Linked DNA regions of Homo sapiens: region 2 is linked to region 1. The links are chromatin loops, found by intact Hi-C in ENCODE. Cell type or tissue: dorsolateral prefrontal cortex. All regions are shown on one strand. Each heading gives the region's core, and the rest is flanking DNA. Links, peaks and the distances in the headings are about the cores only.

Region 1 (9,166 bases), core at 554-8,553:
TTTCATATATCTGAAAATATATACACACACACACACACACACACACACACACACACACAGAGTCCCTTAGCAGTGTATCATAAGCACTAGCAAGGGACTCTGACTCACCATGGCCTCTGAAACTCAAATGCTTTCACTAGAGGACGAGGCAAACACTTTAAAATGATTTTTTTTTTTGGTATTCTTCCAAGACTATTGCCTTCCTAATACAAATATGACTGCTGCTCTCTAAAATGAAACTACTCAGATTCATCTGCACTCAGTTTGGATAGAATGTTGTTAAGGAAGAAAGGTGCTTTTGTAGAGCAGTCCACAAAAAAATGCATGAATAAATGAAAGTAAACTTTGAATGTTCGTTAACTTTGAGTTACAACAGCAAATAGAAATGAAATTGATTGCTACAAGAAGGAATGCTAACACCACGTCGGATATAATGCAAAATGCCTCAACTCAACACACTTTGACAAAACTGCCAGCGAAGTAGGTATTGATACAGAAGACTATGTAAGTCCACATTAAACAAAAGTAGCAGTTTACAATTAGACCTGAAAAACATTTGGATTTAGGTGGAAACTGTATTGCAACATACAGCCTGGGAACTACTGGTACTCTTAAAAATATTTCCTAGTTCTAGCCAGGAGTGGTGGCTCACGCCTGTAATCCCAGCACTATGGGAGGCTGAGGTGGGCTGATCACCTGAGGTCAGGAGTTCGAGACTAGCCCGAGATTACGCTATTGCACTCCAGCCTGGGTGACAAGAGAGAGGCTCCATCTCAAAAAAAAAAAAAATTCTTTTTGAAAGCAAACGGACATGTTTAATTTATATAGTTCTTCTGAGCACAGTCGATTACAGCAACACATTATAGTCAGTAAGTCCACTTTATAATACTGCTTAAAAGTATATAGAGGTAATAATTTTGATGATGGCTCAATAAAACAACATCTTCGTATATTCTGATGGGAATGTGGATTACAAAAGACTTTCTAGAAACCCACTGAGTACTATGTATCAAGAACCCAAAGTTCAATATTTTTACTCAGTAATTTTAGTCCCAGGAATCAAATGTAATAGAAAACCAACAGAAATTTATGTAAAAAAGATAATTTTTATGACAGTAAAAAACTATAAGCAACCTAAATATCTAATAGAAAAATAATTAAATAAAGCATAGCACATCTATATAAAGGAATATTTGGCAAAATTTAACAAGGTACTTTAAAGAATATTTTAAATTTTACGGAAAAATGCAAATTTATAGTATTATGATGCTAAAATATTATATAAACATGTAGACTACCAATTACATGGACAGTATGAAATTATGTGAATAAGAAAAAACAAAGAACAAAACAAAGAATTAAGAGTGATTATATCTGGATAATAAGACTTTGGATGATTTTAATTTTTTCTTTTTACTTTCATATATAGTTAATTATCTACAATAAGCATGACTTTTATAATAGGAAAAAATAATAGTAGGTAGGGTAGGGGTAAAAGGAAAAAGTTATAAAATGCTATATTGAATTCATAAATGTAACCTTCCTAAGAGAAATAAATTAATTCAGTCACAAATAAAACCCAGTAACTGTGCCTACAGTGAGAAACACCCTCACTGCTTCCTCAAAGGGGCATAGCCAGGGTCTTTTTTATCCCAGTGCTTTGGAATCTACACAAGTAATTCAATAACACATTTTTAAATCATCTTAGTAAAACTTCTTTACTTATTATGCAGAGTGAAATGATGGCAAGAATAATTTAGGACTTCAAATCTCTTCAACCTAGCACAGCCTAACTTATTCACTAATTCAATCACATTCAGTGAGCATCTACTGCCTGCATGGTGCTGTGTTTGGCACTGCAACGTGCTAACAGATAAATTAGGACACACCTTACCCTCATTGAGCTAACAATTTAAAAACACTAAAAAATGTTTAGACACAGCTCACATGAAGAAGTAAACACAATACAGTTCAAAGCATTTGTGACAGATTTGGTACATTTTAAAGCAAGAAAACATACACTAGGTTTATTTTTTATATTTCTGAGCAAACACCTATCTTTAGGTAACAATAAAAAGTCATGTGTATTAGTATCACTTATTAATGCACTAGCAAATTAAGTATTTAAGTTTTTTCCTTATGTGATCTATTTTTTGTTAATGGACAGTTACATAATAGGAGATTAAGTATGAAGGAATAGTGACCCAATCTGGAATGCAGATGTGTAAGATTGTCTCAGTTTATCTGAGGCCACATAAAACACATGCACAATTATTAACAGGCTGCAGTTATTTATTGGAAACCAAAGCAAATAAGTTAGTTACTGGTTAATCCTGCTAAAAGACACTGTTATGACAACACCACCAGGGAAAGAAAAGAAGATAGAGCAAACCACTTTTGTTATGCAGATAAAATGATTCAGCATAGAGATTCTCTCAATAGCAGTTCAGTTTCCTGCTGGCCTGTAAACATAATCAGCAATGCCCTTCTGAGGCCAGTGCTGCAGGATTATTCCAATGTGAGGTCAATGGGGTCAATCTGTGTGAAGTGGTGACAAACACTAAGAGAAGGTAAGAAGCTATTTGTGTGATCAGTGATCCATAGACTGGGGCTCAGAGTTCTGGGAAGCAGTAGAGTTATGAGGTAGGGTGGTAGTTAAGCACTTAGCTTTTGCCATCAAACAAACCTGGAATCAAATTCCAGCTCCCCATCTTTAGTTCTGTGATCCTAAGCAATTTAAATTTTCTGTCTGTAAAATGGTGATCATGTTACTCACCCTACGAGGTTGTCTATGCAGGTTATATGTTATAGCCATATAAAGGAACTAGCACAGTGCCAGCCATGAGGTAAGCATTTGATAAAAGGGAACTGTTAGTACTATCATAGTTGTATGAAAAGGGAAAGCATGTCTGTCCCTTTAAGCTAAGGAACTAAGCTAGGCAAGGAGTAAGGAGATAAAGAAGGCTTGTTGAAGACATCACCCTACAGTCCAGCAGCTCATCCAAAAGCCAGTCATGTGCTTGATGTTCACAGAACATTTCTGAATCAGGCAACACTGCAACAATAGTAATAGCCACAATAACAATTCTAACCAGCACTTTTAAGCTCCATTCCTATGACTGAAAAGAAAGGCAGTAAAGTCTAAATAATACGTGCAGCAACACTGCCGAACTTCTCTGGGTGAAAAATGAAGGATCACTTTCCACATTTAACTGAAACAATCAGGAAAAGGAAAATAAGGACAAAATGAATATAATTACTCAACTGGAATTGGACCAAGGTGCCGTGTAATGGTCTTAGCAATCACATGTAGGCACTTATCACCTTTTTATGTATTCTAAGGAGATCCTGCAGATGACCAGAGCCTTATATATGAGGTTTGCAACTCTAAGTAAAAAAAAACGTTAGAGTCAGTTTTTTTCTTATGGCTGGGAAGACAGAAATGGATGCATACTGATGTTGTTCTAGTCCTTATTTGTGTTTTGATTTAAAGGACAGCACAGATCCTGAGTTGTTAAGTGGCGTGTCTTCAGATTCCCACACAGTTCATGTAATTGCTAGAGTTGTTTCACTCGCATTGGGTGAAGTTACTATTAGCACCATTCCAGATGCAGATATACTATAGAGTGTTTGTTTGTTTGTTTGTTTGTTTGAAGTTCTTTTTACTTCTAGGTTGGCATAGCTGTGTTCTCCAGTGGGATAGGTCCAATTCTATGTTACAGAATACAGAAATAGTTCATCTTCCCTTCATACTAGTTGGGCCTGGCTAGAGATGCCCCTTAAGCCATTAATAAATCTACTTGCTAATTCACTTAGAGTACTAACAAGGATCTCACCTGGGCCTGTGGGTACAACCACTCCATAGAAGAGCTCTAAACCTAAATTTAAACAAAAAGAATTTCACCCATGACTGAGGAAGCATCCACAGGACTATTTTACATGCTTTACATTTAAATTTGATATTTTGAGAGAAGACTATGTAATTCAAAATAATTTTATTTTATTTAATATGTATTTAGTCCTTCTGGACCCACTACAGAGCTGGATGTTGTATCATTATTATATGGTTATTATAAAATGTACACTTTACTCATCAATAAAGCCAATTTTACTTTTGAAAATTGAGGTACCTGGCTTCTGTGGTTTCTCTCAACAGAAAGTCCTATGAAGAGTAAGAACTATAAATTGTCAAGTAGACTTGAAAAACTTATGCTTATTTTGTAAATTACTGAGCTAGGTCTGGCCCTTCATTTTGAAAAGCTATCTGCCTATAAGAAAGAGGAAGTATGAGGAGCACAGTTATCTATTAATCAACACTGTGAACTGGAAACAGATAAAGTGCAATAAAGAAGGAAAAGGAAATCATATGGTAAACACCGTTAACCCAACGGCACAGTTGATCTGTCTAGACCTTAGGTCAGATAAGCTGTAATAAAGCTATAAAATCCACGAAAAACTAAAGCTTATTTACAAAAACTGCAAAATTTGAATTTTCTATAATTAATGCCACTTAAAATGAAAGAATTTAATATCAAATTTCATGTATAAACATGATAAATTTGAACTCTCAAGTAGAAACCTCATCTACAATACACTAAGTGTTAATAATTCTAATTGTCCTATAATCCACACTTCACAGCATATTCTAGAGAAAATAGCTGTTGGGTTTTTATGACTTAACTTAAACTTCACAACTTTTAAAATAAAAGTTTAAGAGCTAATTTAAAAATGTATTTAAGAACCTAAAATTTAGAAAATATTAAAAATTATATTTTCAAAATATCCTCAACTTGAAGTTATGGCTATTGAAATCAATGATTTATTCTCAGAAAATGTGAAAATTTTACTGGCCTGCTTGTATACATCCCTGGGGTCTTAGTTTAGATATTATCTCCTCCAGAATCTGATATCCTGTGTCTAATCCTGTCATAATAATCATTTTATTGCACTGGAATTGTCTTTTACATAAGACTGTAAACTTGGGGACCAGCATTTGTATCTTATTCACCATTACATCTGTAGTTTTTACTTAGCACAGTACATAATGTGTGGTAGGTAGGTCTTAAATATTGGCTAAAGGAATGTTGCATGAATTGTGTTAGCTTGTATTCTTGATGATTAAGAAAATTCACACTGCATAAAAAATTAAGGAATCACATTCGTAAACAAGTTATTCCCAATCTTTAAAGGACTAATCTTCCAATCTATTTTCTTGTGCTTTTTCTACCTATTTTTCCTCTTAATCAGTACAAACTTAAAATATGAGAATTTGAGTCTCAAATGTTAACACCAGGTTAGAAAGCCTCGTTAGTTTGGCCCCACATTGGACAAGAATGAGTTGTCCAAATCCTACCTGTTAACAGATACTCGGTATGGAAGAAACTGTTACACAGAGTTCACTGAAAGAGTTCTGCAGTTCCTAACCAATTATGTGGTTCTTATACTTTCTCTAAAAAACTTCTTCTAGCTATAGTTCCTGAGACAGATACCTCCACTATTTTATTCTTTTGTGGCATATATGACAGTTTAAATTATTGGGGTGATTATTGGCTTATGTGTTTATTATCTCTTTCTTTCCCACTAGATTGTATACTCCATAGAGGCCACACTACTTTATTCACTACTCTATACCCAGGGTCTAGTTTAGTGCCTGACACACAGTCAACACTTAATAAGTATTTGTCAGATGTATAAGACAAACATGAGTTCAAAAATATGAGCAGTAAATTTAGAGCAGTAGCTTTCAATCAAGAGACTATAAAAGTAGGCAGTTAACAGCTACCCCTAAAAAGTGTTTTCATTTGAACTCTGTGGAAGCCTTGATGATGTAGAAAATCTTTTATTGTAAATTCTGTTCAATCAAAGGCAAGGCAGAAAAACTTCAAAAGCAATTCTAGGTAGGATGAAGGTATAGTACCTAGAAAAAGCAATGGAATCACAACAACAGCAACCACTTTCAATTAGAAGTTTTGAGTTTGAATTAAAGCTTACTAGGTATGTGTCCTAGGTAAACTTACATAACCATCTCTAATATTCAGATTAATCATATTTAAAATGAGGGGGATTTTATATAATATAAAATTTTTATATTATATAAAATTTTATGTTTTTATGATGACTTAATGAGATTATATGTATACAAGTAGCTATTAGCATTATCTATGGCATTTAGGAGAAGGGGCTCACTATTGATTAGTTCCTTTACCTTGGCCAGCCAGCGTCTGCAACAAGATTGAGCTAAAACTTCATCAAGTAACCAGGATAATACATTTTAGGTAGGAAAACATAGATGAAATAAGGGCTTAAATGCAGAGAAAAGTAAGTTGGTGTTAGGGTTAATACATAAAAAAAAATGTGTAAGACAGAGTAGCGAGAATTTCACAGCAGTTAGAAATGGAAAAAGATTTCAACATGATACAAAAACTGCCAAGAAATCTATTAGCTTTTCCCTTAGGTGACGCAGTCTTCCCCTCATATAAATAAAATAATTGCTACTATTATAGTTGGAGAAAAATCAACTGAAATGTACATTAAACACGTATTAGAGATTTAACATTCTTCACATCATTTCACATGCTGAAAACTCAACCTTTGTAAATATAGCCATGAACCTTATTATTTACTATAATAAAGTAACAGCATATCCTTTTCTATGTACTACTTGCAGAAGTATAAAAGGCAAATGTGTTCTTGCTCTTTAGGTGCAATTACAAGGCAGCAGAATGTAGTTAGGCTAATTTTTTGCATTTTGTGCTCATCAGACAGTGGCTACCAACCCTGCAAGAAAAAACTGGTACCAAAAATACTTCATCGGAAATTCTATTTTCATACTTAGTTGCTTTCAGTATTCTTACTAATTTGGTCAAACTTATGTCAGCTCCCTCATTAAAATTGTTTTCTGTCTAAATCGTTATCTTTTCTGTGTACGTATATGTGTGTATGTGTATTATTTGGTCAATATTCAGACAGAACAAGTCTGAGATGCACCGCATAACAAAAGTAATCACCCCATCCCCATACTTCTCAGGGAATATCTACCTGGTACCAATAAGCTCATCAAGAGTTCATCTGAATTCATAGCCTTTGTCAATCAGAGGTGATAAACTGTGATTTTAGTAGTCTATGTTCCCTGCAAGACCATCGTCTTCATGAGGGCTAGAATCTGGTTTATTTTCTTTCTTTTTTGTCATCACCACCTAGTTCAGGACAAAGCACACAATATACAACCATTGGATATTTCATTCATTTATTCTAAAATGTTTATTGAGTACTTACTATGTGACAGGCATTGTTCCAAGTGGTGGTGATTTAGGAGTGAACAAAATAGATGGAAATTTCTGATCTCATGGAGATTATATATATTTGTTGTGGATGTCTGATAATAAATATATAGAATGACAGACAATTATCTGCGCTAAGGAATTAAAATAAAGCAGGGAAAGGGAAAAGTAAATGATGGGATTGGGAGTTGGGGTTGAAATTTTAGATAGGGGGACCAGCAAAGAAATTATGGAAAGATCACATTCAAGTGAAGACCCAAAAGAAATGAAGGAGGGAGTTAGCCAGAAATGCCTTGGAGAAAAGGCAAAGGAATAGGAAAGAGTTTCCTTTAAAATGCCAGGCTATATTCAGATAGAAATGTTTCTATTAAAATATAAAGGTATACGAAAGGCATTCAAGCCAAAGAAATAGGAAAGACTTTTCTTTAAAATGTCAGGCTATATTCACACAGAAATGTTTCTATTAAAATATAAAGGTCCTATAGAAACATTTCTGTACGAATATATAAACATCAAATACATAAAAGTTTTAAAATGTTTCATAAGAAAGGAACTTAGAAATCAAGAAGATAGAGCTAGGGTATTTGGCATTACTATGATTCTACCACAACCCTCCCAGGGGAATTATCCAGCTCAGTAATAACCTGAGAAATTTAGGGGTACAAATAAAGTTTGCAATAACTGTAATCACTGAGAATGGCAACCTCCTAATAGATCTGGAATACCTAGAAGAAACAAATCCACTTTTGCAGGATACCTTCAACAACTCAGGTCATGTGGGAGTCTCACAGAAAAAGCAAACACCAATGAAAAAGAGCTCATATATCAAAAATATCAAATCCGAAGAAAGGTTCATCCATAAATGAGTCAGCAGATGAAAAACTTTAAATGAAATGTACGCATTAAGTTCAAAATAGGGCACAATCTTAGGGAACTAATCTGAGGGCCAAAATAAAAAAAGAAAGAAACTATGAAAAAGGCAGATTTGATAAATATACAGAGATTTATAGAAATAAAATTGTCATTAAAATTAATATCTGAAGTGAGAATTTATCATATTAAATGGAGCTAAAGGGAGGATTACTGAACTGAAAAATAATTCCAAGGAATTTACCTACCATAAAACAGAGATAGAAGATATTTTTTAAAAAGATTAGGAGATATAAATGACAAAATAAAAAACTCTAACATATCTAATAAGTATTTAAGAATGAAAAAAAATAAAGACAAAAATGCAATATCTGAAATGATGATGAATCTTTTCCAAAACTGATAAAACCTCAGAAAACTGTAAAACAGCATCAGGTAGGTCCTTCAGGGAATATTTCAGAAAAAGGAATTTTTATCACAGGAGATGACAGCTCCATGCATGTTATTACGCCAGAAGACCTTCCAGTGGGACAAGATGTAGAGGTGGAGGACAGTGATATGGATGATCCCGACCCTGTGTAGACCTGGCTAATGTGTGCATTTTTGTTAGTTTTTAGCAAAGTTTAAAAAGTTAAAAAAAATTAAATGGAAAAAATACAGAATAAAGATGTAAAGAAAAAATATTTTGTACAGCTATACAATTTATGTGAGCTTTAAACTAAGTGTTATTACAAAAAATTCAAAAAGTTAAAAAATATGTTTATAAAGTAAAACACTTAACAGTAAGCTAGGGTTAATTTATTATTGAAGAAATATGAAACTTTTATAAATTTAGTGTAGCCTAAGTGTACAGTGTTTATAAAGTCTACAGTAGCATACAGTAATGTCCTAGGCCTTCACATTCATTAACCACTCACTCACTAACTTTCTCAGAGCAACTTCCAGTCTTGCAAGCTCCATTCACGGTATTAATTATAACTTATAAGCAAAAGACTATACCATACAGCATACGTGTA
Region 2 (9,166 bases), core at 753-8,752, 99 kb after region 1:
TTCTAAAATGAAACATCTCTATTTTCTTGGCCCAAGAACTGTGGTAACTAGCTTGAAAACAGTGCTATATATTTGTTATGTCAGGAAAAATATAGTTGAATGAAGTGTTCTCTTTCCCATAAAGAAAAAAGAGTTTCAAGCTACATTTAAGTTTTCTTTATACTACCACCTCTCCAAGCGTTTCAGCTATCATTGTTTTTTAACTGCCTCTATAATATACAATATGCAGCCAAATATTTGGAGATATTTTGGTCAAAAGGTATGTTAGCAACAACAATAGAAATAATAAAACAATTCTCAATGATAACTGAAGCTATTGCATAATTTAAATAAAATGGAAAAAGTCAGCATCAACTTTGAATTCATTGGCCTTTGTCAATTTATGTTGCAATGTTATATTTGTTTAAGGCATAACTCTGAATTCATTTAATGACCTAGACTATTTAGTGTTGGACTTTCATTTAAAAAAAAAATAGCAAAATAAAATGCCATCTCGTAGAGTGCTATTTACCATATGAGATCCATCTGGCAATACCATCTAATATTTAACTTTGAAGGCACTGTTATCAAATAGTTGCTCTAAAGTGCTTATAAGAGGCAAATTCTTCTGGTTTTTCTTCTAAGGCATATTATATTACTGATAATTTTAGGATAACAGATCTGAATGTAGATGATTTTAAATGTTGATTACAGCACATTATTTAATATTTTAAATATTGACTAATTCATTTTTAAATTATTTGTAAATTAGCAGACTATTTCTTTTATAAAATTAAATATTTTGTATTCTCCCACCCCACCGCTAGAAGTCTTTAAGGGGAATATTATAATTTTAAAATAAAGGATTTAAAGTAACAGTTTCCTGTTAGTTTTGTGGACTGTTTTCTTTTCCAGTAATATTTTGAGTCCAGTTCACCATAACTTACCAATACCCTTTCACATTGCCCAACCCCTAGAAACACTTAACAGATTTTTCTCTCCATAGGTTGGCTATATTCAAAAGAAACATTGGCCTATCAGGACCTCTCAGTATCCATGTTGTGGACAAGACCAAAGAGAACTTAACACTTTGAAAACAGCTACTTTACCTTATGTGCGACTCATAAACATTTAACTCAGTGTTACTCAGTGATGTGCTGCCAAAAGTAATTTACCAGGTTCCAAATGCTATATATCTGGATAAACTGGTCTCCAAAAGCAAACAAACAAAAAACCTCATTATATATTTTTAAAGAAAAATGTGGCCCCCACTACTAGGTCAGCAGAGAATTCTGAGAATATATAACAAGTCCTATGACTTCAGTCCCAAAAGCTCTGGCACAGGAAAACACTATAAACTTCTTGCAACAAGAGAATACCATCAATACTAGCAGGGACATGCTTATGTCTACATTTAGGTGAACTAGCAAAATCTTTCATCTGATATGTACTAAATTCTTGACCATTACGAGGAAAAAAATTATATCTGAAGTGGCATATTCTAAACCTGATGAATTTCCCACAAATCAAAAAAAAAAAAAAACAAATTTCTCACAAGTTAAAAAAAGGAGCCTATATTTCAAACTATTACTTGTATTGTAGGCTTCTGAACAATTTTATTATACTCTTCAGTGTTTTCCAGGTTTGTTAAAATAAGCACTTTAAAAACAGGAAAAAATAAGTTTGAAAAGATAAATTCTAGCACTCTATTCCTACAAGATAAAGAAGTCAGATTACTCTTTTATATCCAATGGAATACATGAATTAGACTTATAAGATGGTTGGAAACACACCACACCACATTTAATACACATTCCAGAATAAACTTCAAATAAAAATATGAGCTGTTGACCAATAGCAGTATTATAAATTTAAAATGGGGAGCTTTTTTTAAATCACATATTAAAAAAGAAGAATTGGGAACCATGTGGAAGCAAAGAGCAATTTAATATACATACACAAGTTTAGGGATTTTTTTTTTAAAGAGAAATTGAGAGTCAGGCATTAAAGGTATACAAAATTTGTGTCTCAATATATTACCAATTAAATATTGAAATGTAAAATTGAAAGCACAACACCTACACTAAAACCAAAAAATTAAATAAATTCTTCATATAAAATCTAACAAAATATGTATAAGATCTATTATGAAGAAAACTACAAAACTCTGATCAAAGGTATCAAAAAAGAACTAAATAAACTGAGAGATATTCCATGTTCATGGATAGTAAGACTCAATACTATCAAAATATTACTTCTTCCCAATTTAATTTTTAGATTCAACATAATCCCAATCAAAATCCCACAAAGTTATTTTGTGGATATTCACAAACTGATTCTAAAGTTTATATGGAGAGGCAAAAGATCTAGAATAGGAAACACAATATTGAAGAAAGAGTCAGAATGCTGACACTACCCAACCCCAAGGCTTACTATATAGCTACATGAGTCAAGGTACTGTGGTATTTGCAAACATACAACTTAGATCAATGGAACAGAAGAGAGAGGCCAGAAATTGACCCACATAAGTACAGTCAACTGTTCTTTGACAAAGAAGTAAAGGCAATACAATAGAGCAAAAGTCTTTTCAACAAATAGTCCAATAACTGAACATCCACATGAAAAAAAATCTAGACACTGACATTAAATTCACAAAATTTAACTCAAAATAAATCATAGACCTAAATGTACAATGCAAAACTGTAAAACTTTTAGAAGATAAATAGGAGAACATCTAGTTGATCTTGGGTTTGGCAATAAGGTCTTAGATATAACACCACAAGCCAGATTTATGAAAGAAATAATTGACGTTAGAGTTTATTAAAATTAAAACTTCCATATTTGTGAAAGACAAATCACAGACTAGAAGAAAATATTTGCTAAACACATTTCTGATATTCGACCGTCATCCAAAATACACCAAAAACTATTAAAACTCAAGAAGAAAAACAACTTGATTAAAATGTGAGCAAAAGATCTGAACAGACATCTCACCAAAGAAATGCAGATGAAAAACCTGCATAGAAAATGATCAACATAATATGCCATTAGAGAATTGCAAATTAAAACAATGAGATATCACTAAACATCTATTGGAACGGCTAAAACTCAAAATACTGGCAACAACAATTGCCGTCAAGGATGTGGAGAAATACAAACTCTCACTCATTGCTGGTGGGAATGCAAAATGCTATTTGGCACTTTCTTAAAAAATTAAACATACACTTACCATATGATCTAGCAATCATACTCATTGGTATTTCATTGAAAATTATGTTCCACAAAATCCTACACATAAATGTTTATAGCAGCCCAATTTATAATTGCAAAAAAATTGGAGGCAACGACGATGTCTTTAAGTAGGTGAATGCATGAACAAATTTCTACATCCATACAATGGAAGATTATTCAGCACTAAAGAGAAGTGAGCTATTAATCATGAAACTATACAGGGAAACCTTAAGTGCATACTGCTAAATGAAATAAACCAGTCTAAACAGCTATATCCCGTATGATTCCAACTATATGACATTCTGGAAATGGCAAAACTATAGATACCGTAAAAAAGATGCCAGGGTTTGGAAATGGGGAGGGATAAACAGGTAGAGTACAGAGGATTTCTATGGCAGTGAAAGTAATTTGTATGATATTATGATGGTGGGCACATAACATCATGCATTTGTCAAAATCCATTAAATGTACACCCAGTGAACCCTAATGTACTATAGTTATAATAATGCATCAATATTGGTTCATTAGTTGTAACAAATGTACCACCATAGTTAATAATGGGGAAAAGTGGGGAGGAGAAGGGTGAATGGGCATACAGGAACTCTACTTTCTCCCCAGGTTTTTTTTTTGTTTGTTTTTTGTTTGTTTGTTTTTTGTAAACTTAAAACTGCTACAATAATTAAAGGCTATTGTTTTAGTTAAATCCATTTATTTCTAAAATTTAAAACAGGAAACATAAAACAACTAAGTTTAAGAAGCTGAGTGTGGTGATATGAGCCTATAATCCCAGCAACTTGGGAGGCTGAGGTGGGAAAATTGCTTGAGCTCAGAAGTTTAAGGTTAGCCTGGGAAACATAGTGAGCACGCCCCTACTAAAAAACAAAACAAAACAAAACAACAACAAAAACACTAAGTTTAACAAATATTATGTTTGCAAGTGTCAGGTGACAGGCATGTTTCATTTTTTTCAATATTACCTGTCTAGTGAAATCAAAGATAAATATGTAGCTGAATTTTACTTACTGTGAACAATCAGGTGGTTTGAATTTCTCTTTTCAGCAGTAGAAACAAACGTTTTGGAAATCAATATGGATTTTTAAAAACTCCAAAAAACATTAATTTGTATTTATTAATATTATGTCTTCATTATTATATTGTCAGAACAAAAGGATTCAGGTTATTTATAAAATTTTTAAAATGTGTGTTTTTATCTAGGAATATAGTCATTTTAAAATTAATGCTACTGTCAGGATGAAGGCAGGGAGCTCTGATACTTTTCAAACCACCTATTCTAGCACTTGAGATCTCTGCAGAATTTGGGCCTATACTGTCATGAGAACTTGGGATTTCAATAGATCTGCTCGTGGTTTCAATCTCTAGTTGGTCTGCAAAGAAATTAACTCTGTGCTACTGCCCAAAACTATCCCCCAACTTTCAAGGTTTCCTGCCTTGAAAACATGCACATTTTGTCCTCAAAAGAGTACAGAAAGGTACCTATAAAACCTGCACTGCTATGGTCTAAAATGACCAAAAAGATGCCTTGCCTATAATCTCCGTATATGCAAGACTGAACATTACATTACATGGAAGTATTCTGTAACCAAGAGTCTTTGCCTTTAAAACAAAATATTTTTTTTTCCTTAGAGGATAGCTATTTGGGGACTTAGCAAAACTGGACAACTCTCAGAAACAAGTTTTTCTTCAGTAGAACACACACTAGGGTTTGTGCCTCTTTTCTTTGTTCAGTTTTATACATGTATAAAGGAAAGACAAAAAACAAGAGGGTCTTTCATTTTTCCACAGTTCCCTTTCTTGGGTGCCATTCCTCTCATTGTTCATAGATGAATATTCAGCGTATTCTTCTCACACAGAACACTTGGCCAGTTTTTTCTTTTGCTCTATATTAAAGGGCATAATATTTCTTTAACTGAGGAAGACATATTTATAATATAATTTTGGATTAAGATTTTTATTTACAAATCATTTCATAGAAAGTTTCTCTAAATTTTTAGCAAGAGATATTTGGCTATAATTGGTCAGATTTATCTGTCTTCATTTCAAGGATCTCTATGGTACTGAAATTTCTGTTTAAAGAATTTTAAGTAAGTTCATTTATATACAGTTCATGCAACTTATTTACTTATCCCCCTTCAACATGCCAGCCATTTCTTTCCAAATGTTAAACAGAGTTACTAAAAGTTATGTGTGTGTATGAGTGTGTGTATGTGTGTGTGTGGGCCTGTTTATGAAGGAGAAGCAGAGACAGAGGGAAAGTGGGTAGTCATTGTATTCAAGCCAACAACCCCATTTCAAAGGAGAGGGATTCTTACCCTGAAAATTTGTTTTCAATTCTTCACTTTTAAATTAATACATTTAGAAAAGGTTTAATAGAATGTGGCTGAACCTCAATTAAATAAAAATTTCCACCTCTTGATTTTATTTTTTTGTTGTAATTAATTGGTCATTGGGTTTATCTGTATACATTTTATCTGTATTTGTATTTATTGTATGTGTATTTGTATTTATTTGTATAAATTTATCTGTATAAATTTTTAATGACCCCAAATATATCATGAAAACATTTAAATGTTTTCCTTTATCTAGGAAATTATACACATGTTTGAAAACCAAACAGTTTATATCTGACTAGATGTTTAGTTGCTATTACTATTTTGAACTTGGAATGGACATTATTTTAAAATAAGTTATTTGTAAAGAACTGAGATTTACTGCATCCTACCTTATGTCAGGTACTCATGTCTTGTCTCAAATCATGTTCTGAACATCTCTTTGCATTAATATAATTAATCCCAGTTTACAGAAGACAAAATTAAGAACCAAAGAGAGAGAGTAGGTAACAATCAAGGTGATTCAGGACTTAACTGACAAATCTATCAACTTCTCTCTACCTCTACTGCTGCCTTCTTAGTTGAGGTCACTGTGATTTCCATCCTGGACCACTGAACCACTGTATTCACCTTCTAACTGGATTCCTCACTAACTGCCTTGATAATTCCAATCCATTCTGCACCAGAAGCAGGTTTATTATGGGACTGTGTCATACTTCCCTGGCTTCCCATTTCATTTAGGGCAAAATTCTATGAGGTCTGTCTCTCCATTTCTCTTTAACTTCATTTCAATCTACTCTCTTTTTAGCTCACAGCATTCTACCCACGTTAATGTCCTTTTTGTTCCTAGACATTGCCAAATGTTTTTTTTTTCTTTTTTCTTTTTTGTTATTGCTTTCTGATCTACTATAAAATGCTTTTCTTCTATGGAGGCTTCAAACATCCTATTCCTTGCCCTGGATTTCTGCATCACTGGATCCTTCTTATCATTTGAGTCTCAACAGAAACACCACCTCTTAAAATGGTCACCCTCTGATTCTTGCCCAGACCTTTGTTAGTTACTGTCAGAAAAAAATAACTTCTTTATGTACAATGAACTAGTTTGCTTGTTTGTTTGTTTGTTTATCATCTATTCCTCCACTCCCTCTCCATTCCCCCTCCATAGTAGGACAGGAATATTCTATTTTATTTACTACCCTCATATAGTTTCTAGCACTTCGGGTACTGAATAAATATTTGCTGGATGAATGAAGTCTTTGTTTTCTCCACTCTAAAATGTGCTCATATTAATTAAATATAGTCATAAAATTTATCCAGTTGGATATATATATATATATATATAACCATTTGTCCTTAGTAAAGCTTGAAATATGTGAAATCATGGCACTTCTTTTTTTTCCCCTGAATATTATTTCTTGGTCAGAACATTATCTTCCTCCTTGGCAAAAATATATTGTGCCTTTATGTTTTAGCAAAGTATCTCAAAGAATCATATAACCGTAGCAAAATGGAGCTGAAGGGCACCTTAGAGCCCACCTACCCCTATCATGCACCTGGCACCTGAGCCTCTTCTACAGCATCAAGTGGCCACTGAGACATACCAGGCTGGAGGAACTAAGTACCTTTTAAGGCAACACATCTAATTCTTAGTGTTTTAATAGCCTAATATTTGTTTAGCGTTTTGGTACTAATACATTCCAAGTTTCTGCTGTCTACTGACTTTTCACTATTTGTTCCCTTAGATATTCATTTGAAATCTTTTTAGTTTAACCTGATTTAGCTGTTTCTTTTTATTAAAAAAAACTCGAGGTAACTTCTTTTCTGATTTAATGTAGCAATACCAGAAAATCCCTTTTGAGTTTAGTCTTTCAGATTGTTAGTAAACTTAATGATGAGAATAGGAGTATTTGTTATTTTTCTGCAAAATAGTTCTATCTATATTTCTTTCTACTTCTCATTGTGCAAAGTCTGTTCTTTCATTAAGACACTGTAATTACATTATAGTCAGTATGTTTTAAGTAAAATTCTGAGATTCCTTTACTTTTTCTTGAGTCGTCTAAAAAAATATGTTTTGATAAAATCAAGTGAAATATCCTTTATGACTTCAACTTCTTCTGGAAATACTTGTCCTCTATATATTTTATCACTTAATTTGCCAATTATGTCTACTCCTTTTGAATAAGGAGGAAATACCATTTTCTGAAATAAAAAAAAGAGAAAGAGAAAAAACAGAAATTAGAGAATATTTTAAACAATGTGTTTTATGTGTTTTTTAAATGTCATCAAACTCATTCTTCAGGACTTTACTCATAATAAGCTGTTCAATGAATACTTATTTAACAATCGCTCTGTGTTCTATTACTTATCCCTTTTTCTCACTTATATGCTCAACTTTTTATTCTTTATAAGTTCTTTCTTCTTAGCATATAAACATGCATGATTATCTCCCATCAAATATACATAAAAATAAGCATACAATAGAAAAGAAAGAAAATCCTTTTTTGAAGATTTGCTCTGTTACCACTTTCTTCTCTATTATTTCTAGTCAAATCTTTGAAGAGAGTTTTTACTTCTTTACCCCTCATCCTGTTTACAGTCCACTGAAAACTGACTTCTGCCCTTATAACATAATTTAATTATTCCCACCAAGATCGCAAATCACAAGACGGTCAAATCCAATTGAATATATTTTGACTTGACCTTACTTTATATCTCAGATGTTTTGACATTCTTGACAACTCCTTTCTTTCAAAAACACTGTCCTCTCACTGGCTTCATACTTTTTGGCTCTTCTCCTGCCCTTTTCTCTTCCTTTGCAGGCTCTTCTGCTTCTTCTTGACCCTATATATGGGTTCTTCTTCTGCTTTCCAACAGTCTCTTGCTCTCACATCATCCTTTTCCTTGAGTGATTATATTCACATCTTCAACTTCAAACATCACCTTTATTTTGATGACTCTCAAGTCTGTAGCTCCTGCCCTTATCACAGCTCTTCTATATCTCTCCAGTTGTATACATACTGCTGACTATGGAATATCTTTAGCTGAATGCCCCATAGATACTTCAACTTATGACATATCAAACTGCAGTTTTTAAATCTTCACTCCAAAATGATATTTTTCTGTTATTCCCGTCTCTTTTAATGGCACTGTCATCCACCAAGGGGATTTGGAAGAACCTTGAGTTCAAGCCCTTTCCTTTGTTTCCCTACAGTTGCCCTGTAATCTGTATGCTGAGGGTTAAAGGCAGGGCTAGGAGAAAATATGTTTCTATTAGATGAGATGTATCATCAATATTCAACTGGTATTAGAAAAATAACCATAAAAATGCTCCTGATAATAAGCAGCTAAAACATAAAGAACATCTTTTTGTAAGTAATCGTGAACAATGTTTGAGAGATAGAAGGATCATTCAATAATCTAAAAATTCTAAACATAATTTTACATATGAAAAAACAGTCCTAGAGAGGAAAGATAAATGTCTAATATAAAAGTAACTTAATGAAAAAGTGTGGACTAAAATCTAGATCCACTTCTGTAAGTTTTGTATTTCCTTGGTATTAGAAGTAACTTACTCCTCCCTGTCCCTGATCTATGTAATGGCAAACATT

What was found. A loop is a pair of places that touch in the nucleus more often than their neighbours do. Peaks named below come from ENCODE experiments on the same cell type or tissue, not always from the same donor. Only the 100,000 strongest peaks of a DNase experiment are listed, where the experiment ranks them.
Region 2: it touches region 1 in a loop (2.4-fold over the local background); 2 of 110 quality-filtered maps call a loop at or near these places.

What each region holds. Positions count from the first base shown.
Region 1 is chr3:114,900,491-114,909,656 of GRCh38, forward strand. The region is part of intron 3 of ZBTB20 (zinc finger and BTB domain containing 20); the gene reads right to left. Among named protein-coding and RNA genes, the nearest start is that of ZBTB20-AS3, 32 kb to the left of the region's middle. In dorsolateral prefrontal cortex, for the core only: no CTCF peak of the experiment used is centred there; no DNase peak of the experiment used is centred there; H3K4me3 peaks cover 917 bases; H3K27ac peaks cover 3,668 bases.
Region 2 is chr3:114,999,582-115,008,747 of GRCh38, forward strand. The region is part of intron 2 of ZBTB20 (zinc finger and BTB domain containing 20); the gene reads right to left. Among named protein-coding and RNA genes, the nearest start is that of ZBTB20-AS4, 96 kb to the right of the region's middle. In dorsolateral prefrontal cortex, for the core only: no CTCF peak of the experiment used is centred there; no DNase peak of the experiment used is centred there; H3K4me3 peaks cover 856 bases; H3K27ac peaks cover 4,242 bases.